3 separate regions of the Homo sapiens genome follow, and all the other regions are linked to region 1. Evidence: chromatin loops called from intact Hi-C (ENCODE). Cell type or tissue: HCT116. All regions are shown on one strand. Links, peaks and the distances in the headings refer to the core of each region. The heading gives the core; the rest is flanking DNA.

The links. Hi-C counts contacts between places; a loop is a spot of excess contacts. Peaks named below come from ENCODE experiments on the same cell type or tissue, not always from the same donor. Only the 100,000 strongest peaks of a DNase experiment are listed, where the experiment ranks them.
Region 2: a loop joins it to region 1, with 9 times the contacts of the local background. A loop is called at or near these places in 5 of 110 quality-filtered maps.
Region 3: a loop joins it to region 1, with 4 times the contacts of the local background. A loop is called at or near these places in 46 of 110 quality-filtered maps.

What each region holds. Positions count from the first base shown.
Region 1 is chr6:119,144,008-119,152,384 of GRCh38, forward strand. It overlaps a transcript of FAM184A not described here. Among named protein-coding and RNA genes, the nearest start is that of FAM184A, 70 kb to the left of the region's middle. RefSeq lists an enhancer at 3,438-3,507. In HCT116, for the core only: a CTCF peak has its summit at 4,682 (motif pointing right); DNase peaks (open chromatin) are centred at 3,484 and 4,704; H3K4me3 peaks cover 1,237 bases; H3K27ac peaks cover 3,226 bases.
Region 2 is chr6:119,254,535-119,262,911 of GRCh38, forward strand. The region is part of intron 5 of MAN1A1 (mannosidase alpha class 1A member 1); the gene reads right to left. Among named protein-coding and RNA genes, the nearest start is that of MAN1A1, 91 kb to the right of the region's middle. In HCT116, for the core only: no CTCF peak of the experiment used is centred there; DNase peaks (open chromatin) are centred at 1,157, 4,717 and 6,937; H3K4me3 peaks cover 2,681 bases; H3K27ac peaks cover 6,616 bases.
Region 3 is chr6:119,330,217-119,338,593 of GRCh38, forward strand. The region is part of intron 2 of MAN1A1 (mannosidase alpha class 1A member 1); the gene reads right to left. Among named protein-coding and RNA genes, the nearest start is that of MAN1A1, 15 kb to the right of the region's middle. In HCT116, for the core only: a CTCF peak has its summit at 3,648; a DNase peak (open chromatin) is centred at 3,694.

The sequences.
Region 1 (8,377 bases), core at 378-8,377:
AGAAGGCAGTCTGATAGAACAGGCTGGTTTCCTCATTCAAGGAAATATTGTTTCTCACGCCTGTAATCCCAGCACTTTGGGAGGCCGAGGCGGGTGGATCACGAGGTCAGAAGATCGAGACCATCCTGGCTAACGCAGTGAAACCCTGTCTCTACTAAAAATACAAAAAAAAAAAAATTAGCCGGGTGTGGTGGCGGGCGCCTGTAGTCCCAGCTACTCGAGAGGCTGAGGCAGGAGAATGGCGTGAACCTGGGAGGCGGAGCTTGCAGTGAGCTGAGATAGTGCCACTGCACTCCAGCCTGGGCCACAGAACGAGACTCTGACTCAAAAAAAAAAAAAAAAAAAGAAAATATTTTTTCTGCCTGCCTGGGACTTGCGTCCTATGGAAGCATTCACAGAAAGGGGGCTGCCTAAATTGCTCCAGTGGGGCCTGGAAGCCGACAGCTCTGACAGGTGCTGGCTTTGCCCTTCACGCCGGCACACACTCTGCCACTGTTAGTCCAAACTGCTGTTAGAGTCAGCGTGGCTCAGGTGTTTAGCATCTGCTCCTGAGACTGACAGTGCTAGGTTCTTTTCTCAAAAGACTTGGGGAACAAACTCTTTCTTTGCTAGTAGGTGAGCGATTCTAATTGCATTTCTTCTTTATTTTGCTAGCTTGTGGTGAAGATAAAAGTCATGAGAGTCTTTTCTATGGACTGTCCCTGCCTCCAAAAGCATGCTGCTTAGTAGCAGAGCTCTGGCTAAGAAATGGGAGACAGTGCTGAGCTGCTGCCAGCTCCCGTGACGTGCCCCCTGGCCTAGGGGGTGGTAGATGGGTGGTATATGCCTCTATTTTGTTTGCACCCCTGCTTGTCTTTGTGTCACTGACATACACATTCACAGTCTGATTTACTTAATGTCTGCAACTAATTCTACTGAGAGTTTACAGAGTGCAAAAGGGCATCATAGATCAAGCAACATCATCGCGTTATGTGATAAATGTATTGGTCCTTCTCTGTCTGGCTCTCCAGGTCCACTCTCCACCCTTCTCTGCTGACCTCTAGGCATGGCATGTCCAGTGCTTCCCTTGTGCTGTAGCTGCAGCTGGTTTGTTCTTGAGTGGCACTGGCCAGAGATTGGCAGGCAGGAGGAGAATCCATCCATGGCAGGTATTCTCTCTGCTCCCTCTCTGCTGGTCCCTACCAACATCGAGACCCCTGTGGAGGGTTGGGTGGAGTGGCCTATCATGGCCACCTCTCTCCCCAGGTTGCAGCAACAGCTTCCTCCCATTGTCTGCTAGGCTGTAGGGGTGTAAGAGCTTCCTGTTGTTGCTAGGCCCTGGGAGATAACTATCTTTTATTGGCTTCTTTAGCTCTTACCCACACTTCTGCAAATACACCCTTCTGTCATTAAACCCTTCAATCACTCCTTTGGGTACGATCTGATTCCTGCTGGGACTCTGACTCAGTGAGTGCCAGGAAAAAAATACCACAGAGAACCAAGGGGCTAGGAAACAGCAAATAATATCAAAAATAAAAGTGAAAAGTTGGTTGATACACTTAGGTTCACTGCCTCACTGGCTGGCGTTTTTGACATGAAAGGCCCTTTGGCTTGGTTTCTTATTTTCAGTAGTCTGCAAATCTTTTAAGGCATCCATCCTCTGTATATTTCAACCACATTCCTCTCCACAAATAAGGCGTGAGTGTTTTGAGGACCAACTATTAGGAAGAGTTATGCACCAGTGACCCAATTCAAAAGGATAATAGTAATCATACTGATAACAGTGACAGCTAATATTAATATTTATTGTTTATCATATACCAGGCATTGTGCTAAATCTTTAGGTATCATCTCACTGAATCTTCACATCAGCTCCATTAAGCAAAAACATGATTTTTACAGGGAAGGAAATCAGACTTACAGAGGCTAAATATTTGCACATGATTTTACAGCTAGAAGTTGAACCGAGGCAATCTGACACCAGAGCCAGAGCTCTTAACTAGTATTGCACAGGTATTTCCCCAAATGTGGCACTAGTACCACTAGCGGCATAGGAGACCATCTGGGGACAGTCTATGGGTGAAGAGTTTGATTTGTTTAGTTATGTATTTATAGTTAGGATTACCTTCTATTTATGACAGGTGATATTGACTTTTCATTTTCAATAGTGATATAATTTCCCTTTCAAAATAAATATAATTAAAAATAAATAAATAAATTTAAAGGAAAACATTGAGGAACTATGTAGGCTGAGTATAGATATGGCCAAAATTAATGACTGAAATTTGGGGAACTCTGTACATTCCACACTGGCCCGCAGTGTGCTCCACATGTTCACACAGAACAAGACTGCTAGAAATGAGAAAAATTATATACCATCTGCTCTTCAGTGCCTTTCCCGATTAACTTACGTGTGTGTGTGTGTGTGTGTGTGTGTGTGTGTGTGTGTGTGTGTTTATTTGGAGACAGAGGCTCGCTATGTTACCCAGGCTGGAGTGTGGTGACGTGATCACAGCCCACTGCAGCCTTGAACTCCTGGGCTCAAGCGATCCTCCTGCCTCAGCCTTCCAAGTAGCAAGGACTACCAGTATAAGCCACTATGCCTAGCTTAAATCACCCATATTTTCCCATTTCCAGATACTATTCATAATACAGTCAGTTTTGCTATAACTAGGGTTTCGGTGTCACCAATTGGCTCATATGAATTTGACAAATAAGGAATAATGTCAGCATAGTATGGGGGTTGTTGGTCGACATGTATCTTTTCCCAGATGAGAGATGCTGTAAAAATGGGAGTAGAGTTAAAATCACTAGCAGGAAAGGAATAGTCACCCTCTCCCCTGGTGCACAGATTGGAGCTCTTCCAACTCTCCTTGAATTAAAAAGGAGTGCCTGTACCCAGGGTTTCCTCCCAGAGATGTGCACCCCCAGGCTTGCATTTATAGCTCTTGCCCTTTCCACATGATAGTCACTACATTCCAGAAAAAAACAAATGTAGTTTATTATCAGGATAGAGCCAGGGCCCCAAACCCTAGTTAGAGGCACTAAGACATCCAGCGGGGGCAGTGGCAGGCTCTGTTTTTTTTTTTTTTGTTTTTTTGTCTCCCAGATGCCTACAAAATGTGCCACCCTAACATCAATACCACGAACACAAGCACCACTTCCTCCTCTTTCTCCTGAATCTGAAGTCTCTTCCAAGTTCCTCATCCAGTCATGACTAAGGCAGCAAATAATCAAGTTGCTTCAGCTACATAGTAGTGGCTGGAAGAGGGTTTAGCGTGGGTGCATCCTAGCTGTGGGTCTGATCGATGATACAACCTGGTATTAACCGCTGGGCTTCCAACTGGTCCTGTCCCCTTGAAGACTTGATTCTGACTGGGGATAGGGTGGGGTGGGTGGGGCCTTTTGCCAATTCCAACTCCTCATTGTTTGCTGACATAAGATGAGGGCTCCCAACCCCCACCACCTCTTGCCAGGCTGATCCTTGCTTGAGTCATAGCAGGGATGACTCAGAGATGATAGACTGAATCTAGAAACAGACCAGACCACATGTAAAAATAGATCTTTGACCCACTCTCTGTACCAGAGAAGGAAACCAACCCCCTTATGTACAATAAATAACCCAGGAAGTCAGCCTGCTCGAACTCAGACTTGTAGGAAGCCAGGCTGCTGTCTCTGGTGACAATCCAGGAAGCTGAACAATAACTTCTGTAACAATCAGCCAGAAATGGCCAGGACCTGATTAATAACGGACAGCTTCCCTAACTTTTGTCACCATTTTAAATTTAGGAACAACCAGAGAAAGCCAAATCTGTACCTACCCCTAACCAATCACACAGTGTGCCCTGCTTCCAGTTAGCCCACCTGCAGCTTCCCCAGGCCAACAGCCTCCCATCAGGGCACACCTCAAGACTTCCCTTTTTTTCCACTCTAAAGCTTTCCCAGTGCTTTGCCTGTGATGGGGTCTCTGACAAAATGCAAGTGATGGTGGCCAACTTCATTGCTATAGCAAGCTCAGAATAAATAGCCTTTGCTTTTTCTCATTTGGTTGGTCTTTGTCTATTTCCATGGAACCTATAACCTGCTTACTGTCAACCCACCCACCCTAGTTCCCTGCCTAGCAATGAAACTCCATACCTCAACTTCTCCTATATGGACAAGATTTCTTCCTCTGCTGGGAAGAAGATCGTGGCCAGGAGAGTGTCAGCAGAAGCACTTTCCTGGGAAGGAGCCCAGGCAGGGCTTGGCTGGACTTCTGGTGATCTCCTGAGTGAGGTGCATGGAATGCCTGTCTTCTTCTAAGAGCCAGTGACCAGGGAAGACTGTAACTGGGTTTTAGCTCCAGTTGCTATTTTATTTCCCAGTCCCACCTACCCCACGAGAGTTGGAGCCTAGCCACATTCTTCTCAGTGATGAAAGTGTTGCGTATGAACCCAAGCCCACTAGTATGGCCCTAACCCCCACTGGGTAAATGTCCTCTCTGCCAGCTGCCTGTCCCCACGGCCAAGTCCAACTGTCTGGATTCTCTTTGTCCCGCCCCTGCTCTGCCTGCAGGGAGCCTCTCAGCTCTTTCTTTCTTAACCCCTTCCCCAGCACACTATTGCTGCCAGCATCAGATGTGTGACTAGCCAGCACTGTTCTATAAGCCTCCCAACACCATGAAACTGGAATCATTCAGTCATCCTGCCAGGCTTAGATCCAGCAGAATTTTTGAACAGATTGAGAAGTGGCCACATGATGGCACTATAAATCTAGCAATGCCCTCAGAAAGTTGGCAAACTGCAAAGCTCCAGGGAATCAGGATCTGTATTTTTTTTTTTTTAATGAATGTCAGAAAAGTGAAAACTGGTAATGGTCAATAGCCCCCAGAAAATCTTGATCTTATTTTGCTCAGGATTCTTCCTGATCAATGGCCATTTGTTTTTGACACTTGCCAAACATTAGCTATCCCTCTTCAGCACGCATCCCACCGCCCAATGCTGTCTTCGCTTTGTACTCAACGCATGCACATTTCTGTTCTAAATAGTCTGCCGGTTGCTATGAACACAAAAATAGACACACAAAGATTTAAGAAAGATGGAAATGTCTTACCTAAGCATGAGTGAAATGATTTCTTCTTTTGTTTTGGTCCATCATTATGCTAAATAAACGGAAGCCTTTTCCCTCTTCACACGCAGAGCTGAGCCAATCACAGGCACAAATGAAAATTGCCTATCTCTAGAAACAAATCCCTTGGCCGTCCTGGTTGATTAGTCATTACACATTTACATAGCACAGAAAAGGTTGCCCAGGTAATCATACAAACATTTGATATTTTCCCATGCCTTCTCTTGGCTGATCCAAATTCTTTGGAATTGAGATTTTTTTGTGTACCCTTTTAAAAATGAGCACTGTGAGATTTACTCAGACCTCTGATTTTTTCATGTGAGTGAATCATAGCCTGGTATGCCCTGAGCTTTGCATGAAAGGCAGCACAGCACAGTGGAGAAAATACATCTTCAGGCTCAAGTGGTGATGGGTAGTGGCCGGGGGCAACCTGAATCCTGGCTCAACTCTTTCTTGCTTTCTTGGCCAGCTGCTCTCTACTTCTTTGACTTTCAATATGCTTATCTGTGAACTGGGATAAAGAGTACTGAACTTCTAAGTTTTTTTAGGGGACTAAATGAGATAATGTAATGTATGTAATAGGTGTTCAACCAAGGGTAGCTAGTATTCTTCTGAGTAGAGTGGATGACTCCAGTGTGTAACCTATGGCCAAGCAACTGAAAGGTGGAGAAAGTTCCTCATGCTCTTTTGGAAATCTCATGTGGTGATTAAGAGCATGGTTTTTTGCATCAAACTGTCTGCATCCATACCATAGTTCTACTATCTTTGTAGTAGATGCAATAGAAAAGCGTAAGCAAAGCTTTCTAAGTCTCACCGTCTTGGTTTGTAATGTCAGTAATCATAGCCCCTGCCTCATGATGCTGGTGTGAGCCTGAATGAGACAATGCATGTGTTAGGGGTTGGTTTGTGTCCCAGAAAACGTGTTGAAGTCCAAACACCCAGTACCTGTAGGGTGACCTTATTTAGAAATAGAGTCTTTGCAGATGATCAAGTTAACATGAAGTCATTAGAGTGAGCCCTAGTCGAGTGCAACTAATGTGCTTATAGAAACAGGAAATTTGGACACAGAGGTACCCACACAAGGAGAACACTGTGAAGATGAAGGCACAGATCAGGATGAGGCATCTGTAAGCTAACAAATGCCCAAAATTGCCAACAAACGATAAGATGCTAGGAGAGAGGTATGGAACAGGTTCTCCCCGACAGCCCTCAGAAGGAACCAGCACTACTGACACATTGATCTTGGACTTCTAGCCTCCAGAACCGTGAGACAATACATTTCTGTTGTTTAAGCTCCCAGTTGGTGGTGCTTTGTTATGGCAGCCCTAGCAAACTAATACAGCATGGATGTATGTGACCCAGGGCATGCCTCCTAGTAAGCAGCCAGTAAATGTTCGACACTATTGCTGTTGATGTGGCTAGTGAGATCTCCACTTTATCTTTTTTATTTATGTATTTATTTTTGAGATGGAGTCTTGCTCTGTCACCATGCTGAAGTACAGTGGCATGATCTTGGCTCACTGCAACCTCTGCCTCCCAGGTTCAAGCGATTCTCCTGCCTCAGCCTCCAGAGTAGCTGGGAATATAGGCGCACACCACCATGCCCAGCTAATTTTTGTATTTTTAGTAGAGACGGGGTTTCACCATTTGGCCAGGATGGTCTCAATCTCTTGACCTTGTGATACATCCACCTCAGGCTCCCAAAGTGCTGGGATTACAGGCGTGAGCCACTGCACCCGGCCACCACTTTTTCTAATCAGTAGCTTTGCACAGGAATATTCCCAGCTGGTTTCTCCTACCTGTTACTAGAACCCACTTTTCACTGTGATGCTTAAACATGTGCAGAAAAGAAAAGAATATCCAAAAGCAGATTTCGATCAAGCTGTTGTTTAGATTTTTGGACCATTTAAATACCTTGAGCAGAGATTATTAAATAGAAAGGCCAGTGTATAAAGAATGGTTTTATACAAGGTGAGGGTAGAACCAGACAACACCCGTGATTACATTGCGAGGTGTTTTGGCAGATGTCAGATCCATGGCTAACACAAGACAAACCAGCAGTACCGAGTGTGGGGACGTGGATTCCTGATTTGCTGTTCACGCATCTCTGGGGAGGGGAAGTTCACCTCATGAAAGGCACATGATTCATAGCAGGGCTCCTTGGTGGCTGCTTTTTTTTTTTAACACTTGTTCTGCAGCAGCACAAAGGAAACAGTTTTATTCTTTAATTACTTGATATGAACTGTCTCACTGATGACAACTGTGCAGAAGTCTTGCAGAACCTATCTGGCCTGTAACTTGAGTTTGGATCTTGGCATCCTAACTGTCTGTAAGCCATCAGAATCTCTAAAACCACCTACACAGCAGAGAAGCCTGTACAGCTCCTGACTCATAGAAGGGTTCAATAATAAGTATTCGGTGTTAGAATAAATGAGCTGTGGGCCAGGTGCGGTGGCTCACGCCTGTAATCCCAGCACTTTGGGAGGCTGAGGCGGGTGGATTGCCTGAGCTCAGGAGTTGGAGACCAGCCTGGGCCACGTGGGGAAACCCCATCTCTACTAAAATCCAAAAAAAAAAAAAAAAAAAAAAAAAAAAAAAAGATTAGCTGGGTGTGGTGGCGCATGCCTGTAATCCCAGCTACTGAGGAGGCTGAGGCAGGAGAATTGCTGGAACCCAGAAGGCAAATGTTGCAGTGAGCTGAGATAGTGCCACTGCACTCCAGCTTGTGCAACAAGAGTGAGACTCCATCTCCAAAAAAAAAAAAAAAAAAAAGCTGCAAAAATAAATACATATTTTACTAATACTTGATTCTGGGACATAAAGATCATTAGGACAGCTTTATAGGAAAATATGCTTTTAAAGTTTGAGGTAGGAAGCCTTGGTGGTCTTTTTTTTCTGGAGAAATTAAAATTTCAAGCATTTCCTTCCTCTCATACATGCTGTGTACAAACCATCCCTAGAAATGAACTGTCTGGAGTATTTTATTTCTTAATTAATCCAGTTTTGCTATTTGGTGTAAACAGGATGATGTTCAGGCTGAATGAAAGAACAGGAAAGTTTAGGGGATACAATTCAAGGAGGAGTTTCAACTCCCTCCACATCTGCTGCTCTATTTTGCTTTAAATTAGATTTTAAAATTAATTTAATTTTTCATTTGAAACTGCTGCGCTCTCCACCATCTCTCTTTCTTTTCTTCCAGTAACTGGTCCTCCTCTCTGTGGCCCTGGTACTTCCCAGAGCAAACACTGCATCATCTGACAGTTCTTTTTCCATCATTTTTTTTTTCATTACT
Region 2 (8,377 bases), core at 96-8,095, 110 kb after region 1:
GGTTTCTGGTGTTTGTTGGTACCTCTATTTGGTGGGGAGGATTTTATAAAGTTAAGAGAGTCAGGTGAAAAATTACAGTTCATAAAATGTAATCCTTGCTAATAGAAGATATTTTTAAATGTCCACTAAAAGAAAATATGGTTTTTGTACAACTAGCAATCAGTTTGGGATGGGCAGACATCTAATGATCCAACAAGAATTTTCTAAAAGATTTTGCATTCTAAGGATTCTGATTACATTCATAACAAAAGTCAAAACAATGTAACTTGCTGAAAGAAGGGTGGTAAAATACGATGCAACAGTTCTTTCGAGCATGTAACTAACAAATAACTTTAAATAAAAACTTTTATAGCCTAAAGTTAAGAATTTCAAAATAACTACATGAAAACTGTATCTTTTCTTTACACGTAAGTAACATCATCAGTCTTATTGCTGTTTTTGATCAACGTTTTAAAAACTTCAAAATTTAAAATCTATCAAATAAACACATTTATCTTTTTACTTTACCCTGACAGATAGTATCAGACAAGGCTGTAAACAAGACATATGGTTTTCTTTGCCTTCCTAGTTTGCAGTTCCCTAAAGAACTATGTAGGAATATATACATGCCAGAGCAAAGAATAAGGAAAAAAGAAATGAATAAGAACAGATGGCTTTGGAAGGAAATATTTTCAGTTCAGACATGCTTCAGTTTGAAATACACAATCAATATCAAAGCTTTTCTTCAAATGCTCATGTTGAAAACTTCACCATTAAAAGATCAAACACTAGTTCACCATTTGTACAAGTACAGTTTACCTATTACTCATTTTCACTACATAAAGCTTTCAGCACAAGATGCCATAGACACAACAAATATCTTTGGCTGCAAATAACTAAACCCATATACTGTTAGTTGAGTTGATAAACTTGCACATAATATGGGCCAAAATCAATCACTAAACCAGTAAGTACTTATTAAGCTATTCTGGCTTTTTAGAGTAGACCCTTGAAAGATTTAAATATCAGAATAAAGGTATGTAAAAATAACTAATCCAGCAGAAACTTAGAGCTGGAAGGGACATCAAAGGTCATCTAGTTCCATAATCTGATACACAGATGAGGAAACTGAAGTTCAGAGAGGGCCTATTCTCCTAGTTAAATGCTCTGATGTGGGATGGTTTACTGCCAGCTACACCCAAGTGAATACCAGCTTCCTGTCATCTCAGAGACGGGTGATCCTTTTGATCCAGAGGGACTCTCCCCTGTGGGCACACATCTTTCTTTCACCGTCTCTTTCTTTCTTCTCATTCTGTTTCTGTAATTGATCAAAACCTAAAACCGAAGTTTTAAATTAAAAAAAATTATGTGTTGTATTTGTCAAATTTCATTACAAACTTCATTTTTTAAAAAAAATATATTTAATTAGATGACTGCTTTTGTCAATTACTTTGTTTTTCTCCCCTGTGATTCAATACAATTCAATTTTTAGCCTTCAGGCAATTAGATGAGAAGAGTGTTGCTTATTTTCCTGAAATATTAAAGCACAGAGATCTTCCCAACTTGTTTTTTTTCAAAATAAAAAGGCTACACATGCTATCCTGCCAATAACCATCAATTATAACCAAGAAGAATCAAGGTAGCTGTCCTTTAGTCTTGAGTTTACTAATATATAAAAGCATAAAATTTAAACAAAGGAAAACACTTCCAATTGTAAGCATAGTTTAAAAATCTAAATGTAGAATGTTCTAGTGAATAGGCACTTTAGATTTATCTAGCTTTTTAAAGATATTTATTCTCATGAAAAAATAAGAGGTAGTGAAGAGAAGTGGCTTTTATGCTATCTCCTAGTCAAAATGAGTAAATGTTGATAAATGAATGAATAAAATTGTATCTCATTATTTTTTTTTTTTTCATGAGAGAGGACTCTCATTCATTCCCTAGTTCCTGAATAGAGAGGGTTTTATAAAGTTAAGGAGGCAAGATGAAAAATGGGGAATGCTGGGAAGAACTTCAGGCTGTTGTTCAGGGCATGGATATCACCACTGTCCACGTGAGCAGCAGTAAATGCCATGTTCTCGTGGCAGTGTTTCCCTGAGCATCAGCGTGGTCAAGGCTGCCTGGGAACAGGCACACTGAACTAAGAGTCAGGAGCCCTAGGTTCTGGTTCAGGGCTTGCTACTCACCAGTTATGTCATAAAGAAAATGGGTCACTTCACTGTTCCAATTTTCTCTTTTGTAAAATGGGAACACTCGATAAGACACTTCCTGAGGAACGTTTCTGCTCCACAGGACAGGCTTATTTTAAGACTTAATAAGCATTTACTACATATTTACCAACGTGGTAAGGGCTATACGAGAGATACATGAGAAAAAATTAAATCCCTGATCTCAAGAAGCTTACAACCAGGAAGGTAAGTCAGCCATATAAAACCATATAAGCATAAGATATACAACACAAAACAATACAAACCATAGGTAGAGAATAAATTAAGTGATACATGCTGTAACTGTGGGAATTTTTTTTAAAAAGTGAGTTAGGTCTAGGGGGAGAGGTAAGGTTGAAGACGTGACACTTATATAGATGCAGGTATGTACTTATTTGGGAGAAGGTATGTACATGTTTGTGTATGTGCTCTGGATTAATGTGGAGGAAGACAAGAGATAAAGCAAAAGGGAAGAGGAAGTGCTTTTCATGATAGCGAGCAGGTGGAGAGCTAGATTACTAGGGTCTAGAAAATGGTGAGAGAGAGACAGATTAAATAAGATAAGCTCATGGCCTTAAATACCAGGAAGAGAAGTTTAAAAGATGGTTAAAAGAGCACATCAGATGTCTTAAGGAAGTCCTAACACTACTTTAGTGCCTCCCATTTATGGTAAGTGGAGAGATTTCTGGGTCATCAAGGTTATGAGAAATAGGGCAGGAAGAAAGGCAGTAGCTCTCATTGGTTATGGGACTTTTCTGAGTGTAAGAGGCAAACATATATGAACGACAACATCAAAAAAAATACTGTATTGGCTACCTGATAGAAGGAAAATAAATCTTAAGAAATAATTAGGGTCCTTTAAAAAAATTTTCCTCAAGAAGAAAGTATATGCTTTTGTACACATAAATAAGTAGCGGGCTGGGAGCAAGGAAATAGTATGATAAAAGTTACATGTCCTTCTAATATGCATTCAATATGGAAGTTAAAAAAGGGAGAGGAAACCCAATGGCTATACAGCTCTAGTGCTTCAAACTATTCTTAAGTGTACCACATGTGTTATTGTAGGCTTTCTAATTACTAAAATACCTGCCCAAGAATGATAAATAATAATAAATTACAGCAAGAACACCACAGTAATCCAAGTCATTATACAGTGCCTAAAGCTACTCATTCTATCTCAATTTTAGGTTTAAAAAATGGGCAAATCGCCAACATGACATTTAGAAAAATATGCAGTATATAGTGAATAATGTTTACACTAAATATGACAAATAATTTCTGAAAATACATTTCACATCAAAAGGAAGACATATTTTAAAAAATATAATGCCTACTAAAGAGATGGGAATTATGAAAGCACACATACTCTATCTGGCTATGATTTCTAACTGAATTTATGGACTCCACTACATAGATGTTAATATGTGACATCATAGGGTTAAAATTGGGGATGTTCTATTTACTACTGCTTTCAGACATCAGAAATCATTAAAATATACAAAATCCAGGATTGGTGATCTTTGTTCAAGAAAAAGACAAAAGAAAAAATGATAGCCTCATCTGTGCATATACAGTTGGACCTTTGTATCTGTGGGTTCCACATCTGTGGTATCAACCAGTTGCAGATCAAAAATATTTGGAAAAAAATGTATGGTTGCATCTGTACTGAACACGTATAGACTTGTCATTATTCCTAAACTACACAGTATAACAACTATTTACATAGCAATGACATTATATTAGGTATTATAAGTAATCTAGAGATGATTTAAAGAATACAGGAGGATGTACTCATGTTATATGCAAATACTGTACCATTTTATATAAGGTACTTGAGCATCTGTGGATTTTGGTATCCTCAGGGGGTCCTGAAACCTACCCCCACAGATACCTAGGCATGACTGCATATCATAATTCCCTGACATATTTTAGTTATGAAGCATTCTACACTAGTGAATTTTTTTCCTGTTAACTGAACCTCATCTCTGAAGAGCATCAAAATATTTATAGTTTAATAATTTATATAAGTTTTAAAGACATGTTTATCTTTTTTTTATGATTCGGTGAAATGTAGAATGATCCTGCCTTTACTCAGCATCACCATCATATGCATACAGAGCTGGGACTAGGTGATGGAGTTTTCCATTATCACTTGAACAGTCTGTACGATCTTGAACGCTCACTTAACCTCCTTTCTGTGCCTCAGTTTCTAAATAAGTGAATAGAGAATAATCTTCCCAAATCACAAGATGGTTATAATTAAAGGAACAAGTGTTTTTTAAAAGAGCAACAATAGTTATTATTCTTGGCTATAAGATAGTGGTTTCCTCAGGAATAATAGAAGGATACTAGGCCTTTTGTCCACACACTAAATGGTCCAAAAGCTGCTGAGCTTTCATGTCTGCTTTCTATAGTCCTACTGCTTCTTTGAGTTACTAGCTATCAGTTCATTACAATGAGACTTCTCACTGTTGTATTCATTCTCCTTCTGAGTTGCTGACTCATTTTGTAAACAGTTACCTGCACAAGGATCTGATAAGTCAAATGTCCTTCCTCTATCTTACGGTGAAGGGCACAAGCTTCAGGACATGGTCCCTTTTTGTGTCACATGCCTGAATTTGAACAATTAAACTCTATAGGTATGAAAGAGCAATTAATTACCATATTATGTAGTAGTAATAGTTTGCAAATTTACAAAGTCAACTGAATACCTATGTATACAGGTTTTGTTTCTTTTAAAAAATGTAAAATGTAAGCTACTCATTTTTTCATTCTATTTAAGCAAATGTAAACCTATCCAGTACACACCTAATACCATTAGGCAGGTGGTTTGTTATTTCTGCATAATCCTCCTTTATCATATATTATACACTGATACCTTTAAATTGCCTTTGGGTACAGAGTATATAGTTTTATTTCAGCTGACAGATGAGCATTTTAAATTATCAAATGGTGACACTGCTGGACAGAAAATTTGGCATCAATGCAATTTTTGTCTTATGTTTGTGTCCCTCCAGGCAAGTTAATTAAACTCTTAGTCTCAGTTTCCTCATCTACAAAATGGAAAAACATATTTGTACACCTTGAAACTTAGAGAAGTTCTCTTTTTCCCCATGCCAATATTAAATTTTTATTTTCTTAAACAATGAATACATTCTCATTATTGAAAAATCACAAAATTAGACATAAAATATAGAATCTTATTAATCTTGTCTACCCAGAAATAACTATTAACATCTTAAGTGTCTAAATGGTATTGATTGCATTTTTTTAAAAAAAGATATTGTTCTATATATACTATTTCATAATGTTTTAAACCCATCCCTACCAATTTAATCTACATTGTATACAACATTCTATATCAGGGGTCAGCAAACATTTTCTATAGAGGGTTAGATAGTAAATATTTTAAGCTTTACTAGTCACATACTCTGTCTCACGTTTATTTTTAATAATCCTTTAAAATTTAACAACCCACTCACAGCTCTGGTAGTATAAAAACAGGTCTTGAGCCAATTTGGCCAAAGGGCTGTAGTTTGCTGACCCTTGTTTCCTATCACTGGATACATTTCTGTAACATCTTTTTAAAAATAGCTGTATCATACACTAGTTCTGGTATAATAAGGATACACCAGAACTTATTTAGCCAGTCTTCTATTAGTCAATATTTAGGTTTCCCTTGTTTTGATATTACAAACAGCTTAGAATGAACATCCCTGTACATACTTATTTGTATATATAACTATTTCCTCAGGTTAAATGTTTGAAAGTGCAATTTCTGGTCAGCATTCATTCAATTCATTCACTCACTCACTAACTATAGCTGTAGGGTCAAAGTAGCCATAGACAAAATGTGAATGAATGGGCTTGGCTATACTTTGCTAATCCCTGAATTTTGCTAATTTACTTGAAAGCATCTTTATCTTTTTTTCATTTAGAGGCTTTAACATATTTTCATATATCCCATTTCATGACAACACTGCATCTGTTTTTAATAGATCAGTGTTATATTCTTACAGTACTATAAACAACTCAATGAAACAATGCCCTGCCTTAATAACGATCATCATCAGAACATCAAAATGTCACATAACTCAGTATCTTTTTTATTAGAAGAGTTTTGAAAATATCAGACTGAAATAGTTTGGCAGGCAAATGCCTCTTTAGAATACAAACACAAATAATAACAAGAAACATAATTTATGTTGTCCATTGTAGCTACTCATGCACTATCTAAATGTCTTGTTTTTTTATTGTTTTTTTTTTTTTTTTTTTTGAGATGGAGTCTCGCTCTGTTGCCCAGGCTGGAGTGCAGTGGTGCGATCTCGGCTCACTGCAAGCTCCGCCTCCCAGGTTCATGCCATTCTTCTGCCTCAGCCACCTGAGCAGCTGGGACTACAGGCGCCTGCCACCATGCCCGGCTAATTTTTTTGTATTTTTAGTAGAGACGGGGTTTCACCGTGTTGGCCAGGATGGTCTCGATCTCCTGACCTCGTGATCCACCCGCCTCCACCTCCTAAAGTGCTGGGATTACAGGCGTGAGCCACTGCGCCCCGCCTATTGCTTTTTAAAGCTATTGCACACACGCACATATTTCAACATAGTTGAAACTTTCTAAATTACAAACTTTCAAAAAGGAATTGCTTGCATAATTGACCTTTTAAAAATGTTAATCCATTTATTCAACAAATATTTATTTAGTGCCTATGTACTTAGGCACCAAGTTGCACAAACACTTGGGATACGTAAGTAAACATGACAGCTGTGGTCAATGACTCATAATAACACTTGTTTTTGAAGTGTAACACTGGAAAAATGTGATACATAGGAAAAGGATCAAGTAATAACTTCCACTCCTCTTCAAAAAGAAAATGAAGACAAATACTATGAATACTCCACAAGGTAATCAGATAAATCCTCACCATCAACCTTACCACATACAATTGGCAAATTTAGAAAGAGAATAGCACAAAACTGTAAAGAAAGTTCATGGAAGTGTTTTTGAAGATCTTAAACTCAGTTTTAGATAAAACTGACTTTACCCAATATGATTTATGTACATTACATGTATATGTTTTCTTCTGAGACTGGCCAACATCCTGAAGGTTATTGTTCAGACAAGAATCATCCTAAGTAGTGAAGTAACTGATCTATTAGATTTGTTGAAAAGGACTAGTTCTAAAAGAAAGAGTGAGATAGCAGCATGTGTGTTTAAAAAAGATCCAAAGCTCTAAGTGGAAAAAACATAGGCGGGCAAGGGTTAAAAGGGAAATAACAGAAGTGATGGTGGATGGCAAGGCAAGGGTAAAAGGGAGTAACAGAAGTGATGGCAGATGGGTGGCAGTGCAGAGTCCCGTCCTGGGGCCAGGCACCAAACACCGGCTGTCTATAAAACCCACAGAATCAAGGTGCAAAAGAAATGGAGTCAAGCTGTTTCAGCACTAAACAAATACAGCAACACACTGTTTAAAAACTTAATGTCAATACTGAACATTTCATTTGCTATAAAATAGAGTAAAAGTGAGGTACTGTTACTCTGGCCCTAATTTTAGTCACTCCAAACCAGTACCATTGAGGGCAAATGGCTGATAACCATGGGAAAAAGAAACTATCTTATTTTACGCAGTGATAATAAAAACAAATAAACAATTCTGGTAAAGGTCAACATGGATCTTTAAGGAAATAAGATTTCAAAAGCCTGTTTAAAAAACTTCATTATATGGCTATTATAAAAAGTAAAAAAAAAAATAAATAAATAACAGAAGCTGGTGGGGTTGTGGAGAAAAAGGAATACTTACTCACTGCTGGTGGGAATGTAAATTTAGTTCAGCCATTGTGGAAAGTAGTTTGGTGATTTCTCAAAGAATTTAAAACAGAATTACCACTCAACCCAGCAATCCCAGTATTGGGTATATACCCAAAGGAATATAAATTGTTCTACCATAAGGACACATGCATGTATCTATTGTGCACTGTTCATAATAGCAAAGATACAGAATCAACCTAAATGCTCATCAGCAGTAGACTAGATAAAGAAAAGGTGGTACATAAACCATGGAATACTACACAGCCATAAAAAATGAGACCATGTCTGTGAAGGTTAATACTGAGTGTCAACTTGATTGGACTGAGGGATACAAAGTATAAATCCTGGGTGTGTCTGTGTGGGTGTTGCCAAAAGAGATTAACGT
Region 3 (8,377 bases), core at 96-8,095, 190 kb after region 1:
TACATCCAACTGCTCACAAGAGACCTCCAATTGGACATCTTTCTCCTCTAATGCCACATATCCTAAACCACATCCATTACCCCTCTCCACTCCTCTCTCTCTCCTGACGATTCCAACCATCAGAAAACCCGTGACCCAATCAGGAACCCAAGAACCTCTTTATCTCCATTTCCTCTCTCACTCTCCATTTTTAAGTGCCCACAAAGTTCTATAAATTCCGGTTTTAAGTATCTCAAGGATCTGTTCACTTTCTCTATCTTCACTACCCCTTTATGCATTTAGGCCATCCTCATCTCTCACCTGGATTACTGCCGAGCCTTCTAACACATGTCCTGGACTCCAGTCTTATCCAAAAATGCAGATTTGATATTATTTCTGCAACTTGAAACCCTCCCATGGTTCCTGATGATCTCAGGATAAAGTCTAAACACCTGGTCAGACGCCTTCTCTGCTTCATTTCTGTGGCCCACTTCCTCTTCTCAGCACTACTACTCTGGCTCAGTCCTCTGGCTGCCCTGGGGACCTTCATACATTCCATTCCTATCCTGCGGCCCTCTTCATCTTGCCTGCAACCGGCTAATTCCCACTCATCCTCAGGTCTAATACTTTACTTCATTTAGAAAGTGTTCCTGAACCCCCTAATCTGCCAGAGTTATGTTCTACTCCAGGTTCCCATAGTAACTCTAGGCCCCTCCCAGGGTACTTGTCACAGGGCCTCCTTACTCTCTACCCCTTTGGGCTCCATGTGGGCAGTGGTGATAATGGTCTTGTTTACTGTCATCTCTCCAGTGCCTTGCACAGGGTGGTACTTCTAAATATTTGTAGGAGGGTTGTTGGAAGTGATTCTTAATCTGATTTATTAAAGGAAAATATTAAAATTAAAAAAAAATTATTTGGGTTTGAATGATAACTGTATCGCCCCATTTGCAGAAAGAGTTATACTGTCCGGATCTCTTAAGATCAATTAAACAGAGCCTTTGTTGTCACTTCTATATACAACTTGACTGTCAAGTCAGTAACAATATATTATTTTGACTCATAGAATTCTTTTTGGTGATATACCTCACTGTGAATTTAAAATTCATACTGCATTTTTGTTAATGTGGTCACACTTTATAGAATCTCTTGCTTAAAAATTAAATAATTGTAACATTATGTATCCTAAACTTTAGGAGTCATAGTTGCCCCAAGATGAGGGAGAATAAAGGAAGCAAATTTAGATTTGTTTCTTCCAGTGACAATTGTTTTTCTCTTGATTTAAACAACTTTCCAGAACCCCCAATAACTTTCATTAATGCTTAAGGTATTATTTTAGATAATTATATACACGCACATAACCATGTACATATTATGCATATATATATATATATATATATATATATAATCAAGGGGATATAAACATACATGAACACATACTAGTAAATATAGTTGTTAAGTTGAGCACAATATTACTCTTGAGAGGCTTTTCCAAACAAACTGAGCATTGGTGTTGCTTTCAGAATTAAAGCATGTTGTCTGCCACAAGCTGGGGTGGAAATTGTGCCAGTCCTCACCTCACTTCCCTTTACTTCCTTCTCAGGCAGAGGAGTGACTGCAACAGGAGTCCTGATTCTTTATTCAAGGTGGGTAAGATCTGAGCCTGCCAAGGCCCCAGGGGATATGGGGAACCCAGCAGAGATGAGTGCACAAGAAGAGGGTGGGGGCAGGGACCAGACAGACCTGGATTTCAACCTCGCAGGAGCTGCTCGACCCTGGGCAATTTGCTTGCCCCTTCCTGGCTTCAATTTCCTATGTATAAAATGAGGAGAATAATGTCAAATACCCATATTCTGAGAAAAACCAAATACTTGTTGTTCTGAGAATTTAATGAGAATATGTACATAAAGTGGTGAGCATAGTATCTAATAGGAAGTGAACACTCAACAAATGGTATCCTGTAGTTACTGGCATACTTTTCACCATTCCAGAATTAAAACTGCAGATAAAGGAGACAAAATCTATGCCAAGATGATATTTTAAAAATCTCATTATTGATTTCCTTAATTATATATAATAACACTAACTGATGGTATAAAATCAATTAAGGAGCCACTCTCAGAACAGGAAGAATAACAAACACATTCTATTAGGAGAAAAAGGGAATACATGATGGAGTATAACTGAGAAGCTGCACTTTTTATTAAAAGTATAGTTTTAACTGTTGCCTCTGTTTTAAACCTAGAGAAAAAGAGAAAATTATCAGACATTGCTATTATTGCTGTTGTTATTCATAAACCAAAAATACTTGGAAATTAATAGCTGAGGTTTAAGAGCCAACTGGCCGGGCACGGTGGCTCACGCCTGTAATCCCAGCGCTTTGGGAGGCCAAGGTGGGAGGATCACCTGAGGTCAGGAGTTGGAGACCAGCCTGGCCAACATGGTGAAACCTGGTCTCTACCAAAAATACAAAAATTAGCTGGGCGTGGTGGCGGGCACCTGTAATCCCAGCTACTCCAGAGGCTGAGGCTGCAGTGAGCTGAGATCATGCCACTGCACTCCAGCCTGGGCGACAAGAGCAAAACTCCATCTCAAGAAAAAAAAAAAAAAGCCAATTGAGGAATATAATTTTTATTTTAAATATGAAGGCAAAATTCTTTTTAAAAGAGAAATATCTAACTTGGGGACTTGGTATATACCAGTGGAAGACTCCGGGCTGCATAACACACAACAGACACTTATGGCTACTAATGTGTTGTGTGCCCCCGGGGTTTGTGAAGACAGGGCACTCCAGAGTAAAGTAAAGGAGCAGAGATCTCACCCTGAGGTGGAGGAAGAACCCTCCCTCCCTGCCAGTTTGGTTTATTACCTTCAAATCAGCCCCTGAAAATGCTGTCTGCAAAAATCCCTCAGTGTTTTGGAAAACACTAGCAACACGGGTGATGCATGAGATTTCAAATCAATCAAAGGCATTACTTCCTAAGACAGCTTTCGAGCAATTCTATTGATAATTAAAGGTCCACAAATATGCTAACTAATCATATAACTAGACAGCTTCCTCCCTCAGGAATTCTAAAAGGTAGGAGTGAGTGCCCACAGGTCAGAAAAAGGTGATCCTTCTGAACACCAGTGGTAATGTATGGAATTCACCTCTCAAGGTTCCAGGAAGCGAGAGGGCTGCTCATTCCCTGCTGCCAATCATAGTCAATTACTGAGTATTAAGGTGACTAGTCTTCTGACGTGTGTAACATATATAATACCACTTCTGCAACTCTCCTGATGTCTGCCTTTGCACCATTAGTACCGCCTCTCTCCAGCAGAACACACTGAAGGATGGAAGATGATTAAGAGCATGGGTAAAGTACCACAGAAAAAGACAGCTAATACTAAATTAAGCTAATTATTAAGCTAGAACTAACACCTGATTACCTGCAGCATATCTGGCTATAAAATCCTCAACCTCTATTACCAGATCAGTCAAAAGTGGAGAATTTCTGTCAAAACCTGTATTTATCAAGAATACATAAATTCAGACTAGTTTTCTAATAAATAATCTACTCCTGGTTAACTCAGACCAATACCTGGTATTATACTTTGCCCATCTTCTTCCTAGTTTTCAAAGAAGTCCCTTCTAAATGTCTAAATTCTAGTGCCTTTACCTTATAAAAACCTAGGGTGTAATTCTTCAGATCACAGGTGGGTGGAGAACTACAACCACAGAAGCAAATACACTGACTTCCCAGACTCTCAGGTATATTCTAATAGGACCGTAGTTAAAGCTTTAAGCAAGAAGCAGATGGAAAGCATCACCATCCCCAACTCTCCCAAAGACACCTGTTTTAAACTTCCTATTTCAGCTCATCCTACTATGCTATATCTTGGAATATAACTCTTTTTTCAATTTATAAAATTACAATGGTTTATTTTCGATCAATTTTAGAAACATTTGACAAGGTATGGGAAGTAAACAGAAATAACCTTTGATTTTAATTTTCCTATTTTCTTTACCATCAACAGCAAGCAGATTTTAAATTCTAAGATTGAAAAATATAGACCTAGGGGGATTTTAAAAAGCTTGGGAAAAGAGACCCAAATATCCTCGTGCCCAACAAAGAATATCTTTCCTTTTATTAGTTGGTTTTTATTAAACAATTCCTGCCTTGAAGTCTAACATGAAATACTTTAAAAGTTAAAAATTATATCATAGATTAAAAGCTTTCTATTGTTTTAGGTTGAATCATAAGAACTTAAGTGTACCTCGTATGTTAAGACTAAAACAGCCAAAATGTTCTTCTGAAAATCTTTAAGAGTATAATGTTCCAATAAAAGGAAGTAAACTTTTAGAACATTAGTTGGTGTTCTGTTTCCAAATCTAATCCTCCAGGCATAAACTACATTTAAGGAGCAGATTAAAACCACCCAAGAACAAATTATTAATTCAGTTTTCCATTTCACTCTTGAATTCTTGTCTTAAATGCACTAGGAATCTCTGCTGCCAATGTAGTTAAAGCTGCAGCAGCTCTAATAATCAACGGATATTATCACAAAGGGTGGATACATCCTAAAATGAAAGCACCATATGCCTAATTATTGAGCTAAATTTACACATGTAGTTATCTCTGAATGAAACATTTTCAGCTTTTCAGCTCACAAAAATTATTTCTTTCTATGCCCTGAAGGTATTTCTCCAGATTTCTTTATCCCTGGCTTTCTTTCCTCCCCACATATCTGAGTGTTGTGTGACAGCAGGCCCAGAAGTCAGAAGTAACTGGACACTGATGAATGAATGAGGAACCACTCCATTCAACACCCTCTCTATGGTTTTCCTGAGGATGAGCATCCCTTCTGTGTAATAACAATTCTAACAAGGCAAAATAATGCTTACTTTCCTGCCATAGGAAGTGAGAAATTTGGCAACAACAACTAAAAGGGGAGGCAACAATAGAAAATAGAAGCTATTGGTCAATACAGCAATACTGCAGCCAAAACATACTTTTCTTTCCTGGAAATGACTTTCTGAATCCAATTTACCTACCAACCCCTTTCCTTATCACTCCTACCAATTCCTAGCTGCTAGTAAGTACATACTATGTATTGAATAATGAATGATACATGCCAGGCATTGCGCTGAGAGATTCACATACATTTTCTATTTTAATTCTTACAACAACTCTGAAAAAGAGGAATTATTAACTCCATTTCAAAGGCGTGGAAAGGGAGGACAGAAGTGTTTCTACTCTGCCATACTGCCTCACATTTATAAAACATTTTGTTGATATACTTAATCTGGGTTACATTTAGGATGAATTGCCTTTTATTGTCAAATTCTGGGCCACGGACCTATGAGATAAAAAAGGTGTCCCCACTTCTAGGGTGTCTGAAATCTACTTGAAAGATAACATATATGCACACAAAATCAGTGACACACAGGCCAAAGATAGAAATAATCAATAACATGGGAATTTGGAGAAGGGAGAAATCAGTGAAGGTTGAGAGTGTAGAGAGGGCTTCATGAGGACATGGATTTTGAGCAAGTGAGAAGACTCTCCTTTTGAGAACCATAAAGTAAACAAGGTGAAATCCTAAACGACATGTGTTCTGGAGATAGTAACTATGTAAGTTTTGTGGAAGCACAGTCCTTCCTGGGAAGTAACAGAGATACAACTCAACAAATAAACTGATGCAGATTTACAGAAGACTACGGATGCCAAGCTAAACATTTGTGACTTCACTGTGACTTCATTCTAGAGCAAAATGTTTTTCTAGCTGAAGTCACTGGACCAGAAGCATCAGTATCACCTAGCAACATGCTAAAAATGCAAATTCTGGGGCCCACCCAGGCCTACTGAATCAGAAACTCCAGGCTTTCAAAATTTTTTTATTATTATTTTTTTTGAGACAGAGTCTCACTCTGTCACCCAGGCTGGAGTGCAGTGGCACAATCTCGGTTCACTGCAACCTCCGCCTCCTGGGTTCAAGTGATTCTTCTGCCTCAGCCTCCCGAGTAGCTGGGACTACAGGCTCACGCCACCACACCTGGCTAGTTTTTGTATTTTTCGTAGAGACAGGGTTTTACCACGTTGGCCAGGCTGGTCTTGAATTCCTGGCCTCAAGTGATCCTCCCTTCGGCCTCCCAAAGTGCTGGGATTACAGGTGTGAGCCACTGCGCCCGGCACCAGCAATCTGTTTTAACATGCCCTCCAGGTGATTCTGATGCATGTTGAAGTCTGAATCATTACTTTATAGGAAATGGAGGACCATTAAAACCTGAGTTGGGCAATACGAGAGAAGTGATGTTTTAGGAATATTAATAGTCATCTGTAGAATAAACTGCAAAAGGGACCACTGACAAATGCATAAAATTCATTGAGCCTCTACCATGCAATTATTTATATGACACAGCACTTTTCAGGAGAAACAATATGAAATTGGGAAATAGAAAACCAAGCTTCTTTCTCTTTCTCAAAATATCACACCTTCTTAGGGAGGAACATGTTTATGTAATTCTGATTTCTCTAGTGGAAAATAATAGCTAACCTATGACTTTTCATTTTAGTGTGGTACTGTAAGCATTACTCATTAAGACACCTTTATCTCTCAAAAAATTTTGCCAAAATGGAAACAAAACAAAACCAACTCTAGGTATATCCTGTATAAAATTGAAATACAAGAAAAATGGCAACCCTTATTAAATACTGTCCAGTATTCTAGGTAATAAAGAAAATAAATGAAGACTCTACCTACTTTAAAAATAACATATCTAAAAAAAAAATACTGGCTGTAGATATAAACACTTTTCAATAAAATAACAGAATCTTTATATTCGAGTGTTGACCTTTAAAGGAATCTCACAATCATCTACATTTATTTCAGCAGTGTTGTATTTGGTCAAAAGACTTTTTTTTGTTTTTGGCACCACTTTCACCAGTTTACAGTCATATAAGAAAATGAATGCAGTTTTCATTTTATAAATCATTCTGGAAAACAACTTGAAAACTGGAAAAGGCATTTCCTATATTCATTAGTCTCTTTATTCACTAGGTCTGATTCTAAATGACTTCTGACTGTTGTAAAAAAAAAAAATCAAAAAGACAAAGACTTGTAGCCCATGAGTATATACATTAGAAAGGACTTCAAAGATGAGCGGACACCACTTCTGGAATACCAGATTACTTAGCGCGAAATCACACTTAACCTGAGTAACTCCTGTAGGCATGTTTATTTCAAAGAGCATATTCATTCAACAAATACATACTGGGCCCTATTATGGGCAGGGCCCAGAGCTAACTGATCTGTTGGACACATGGATGAATAGGGGAAGCTCTTTCTCCTGCCCTCAATATGATAGTTCTGGAAGGGACGGACGACTGCAAAGAGCCAATGTCATAGAAATTCTGTATTCTTGGGAGTTAGGGAAAACAGAAGTACTTCCAACCCTACACTGTGGCTTTATCTTATTACTGATGGAATACTTAATAAATCATCATTTTTATTCACCCTAACTGCTAAAGCAGCTTTCAACAGTAGTTAATAAATCACCTTCATTTTCTATTCTCCTCAACCACCCCACCTTTAAAGCTACTGAGTTCTTCATTACACATTCTATGTTAAGTAACCACAGGAGGATTAAATAATGAAGACTAACCAAAATGCTTAATATGAGTGAATGTATACAATGCATTAGATATATGCCAATTATAAAATACGTTTTTTACTACATAAAGTTCATTTTATACTTCCTAATAAGAATGCCTTATAAAATTGCTGACTTGGGCTAATAACTCCTTAAATCACAATATGGACTTCTCAGGCATTTCTAATTATGAGCTGAAAACCTGTAGTTGGCTAGATAAAACATTCAACACTGCTAGTTGACTAAAAAAAAAAAAAAAGTCTCCAAAAATAGCACTGTAAATATTCTAAAATTACTATCATGTCTAACCACAATTTATAAAAATAATATAGTACATTTATGTCAATCGTTATTCATCACGTTAACACAGTGTTATAGCCAAATTTAAATAGTTCTGGCGCTTGGCAGACTTTTATGAACCAAGGTCAGAATATAAATACATTTTGAAATATGCAGCTCTTCACTATCTTAAAAAACATGACTAAAAACATTTGAAGGATTTAGGGTGGAAAAAAAAAAGCCCAAACTTCACACACAAAATATCATGCTTTTCTTTAAAAATAAAATATCTTTGACAAAATGCATATTTATCCTATTTACAACACTGAAGGCCTCTCACATACAAAAGATTAGCCTGCCTCTTCACACATAAGAACAAATATTTCTAGGAAATCTCATGATTTCCTTTTGGTTAATTTTTCTTCTTTAAGAATTCAGCTGTGTAAGACTTGCCATTTTCTGGCATCATTAAAATCACTTCTGAAATTC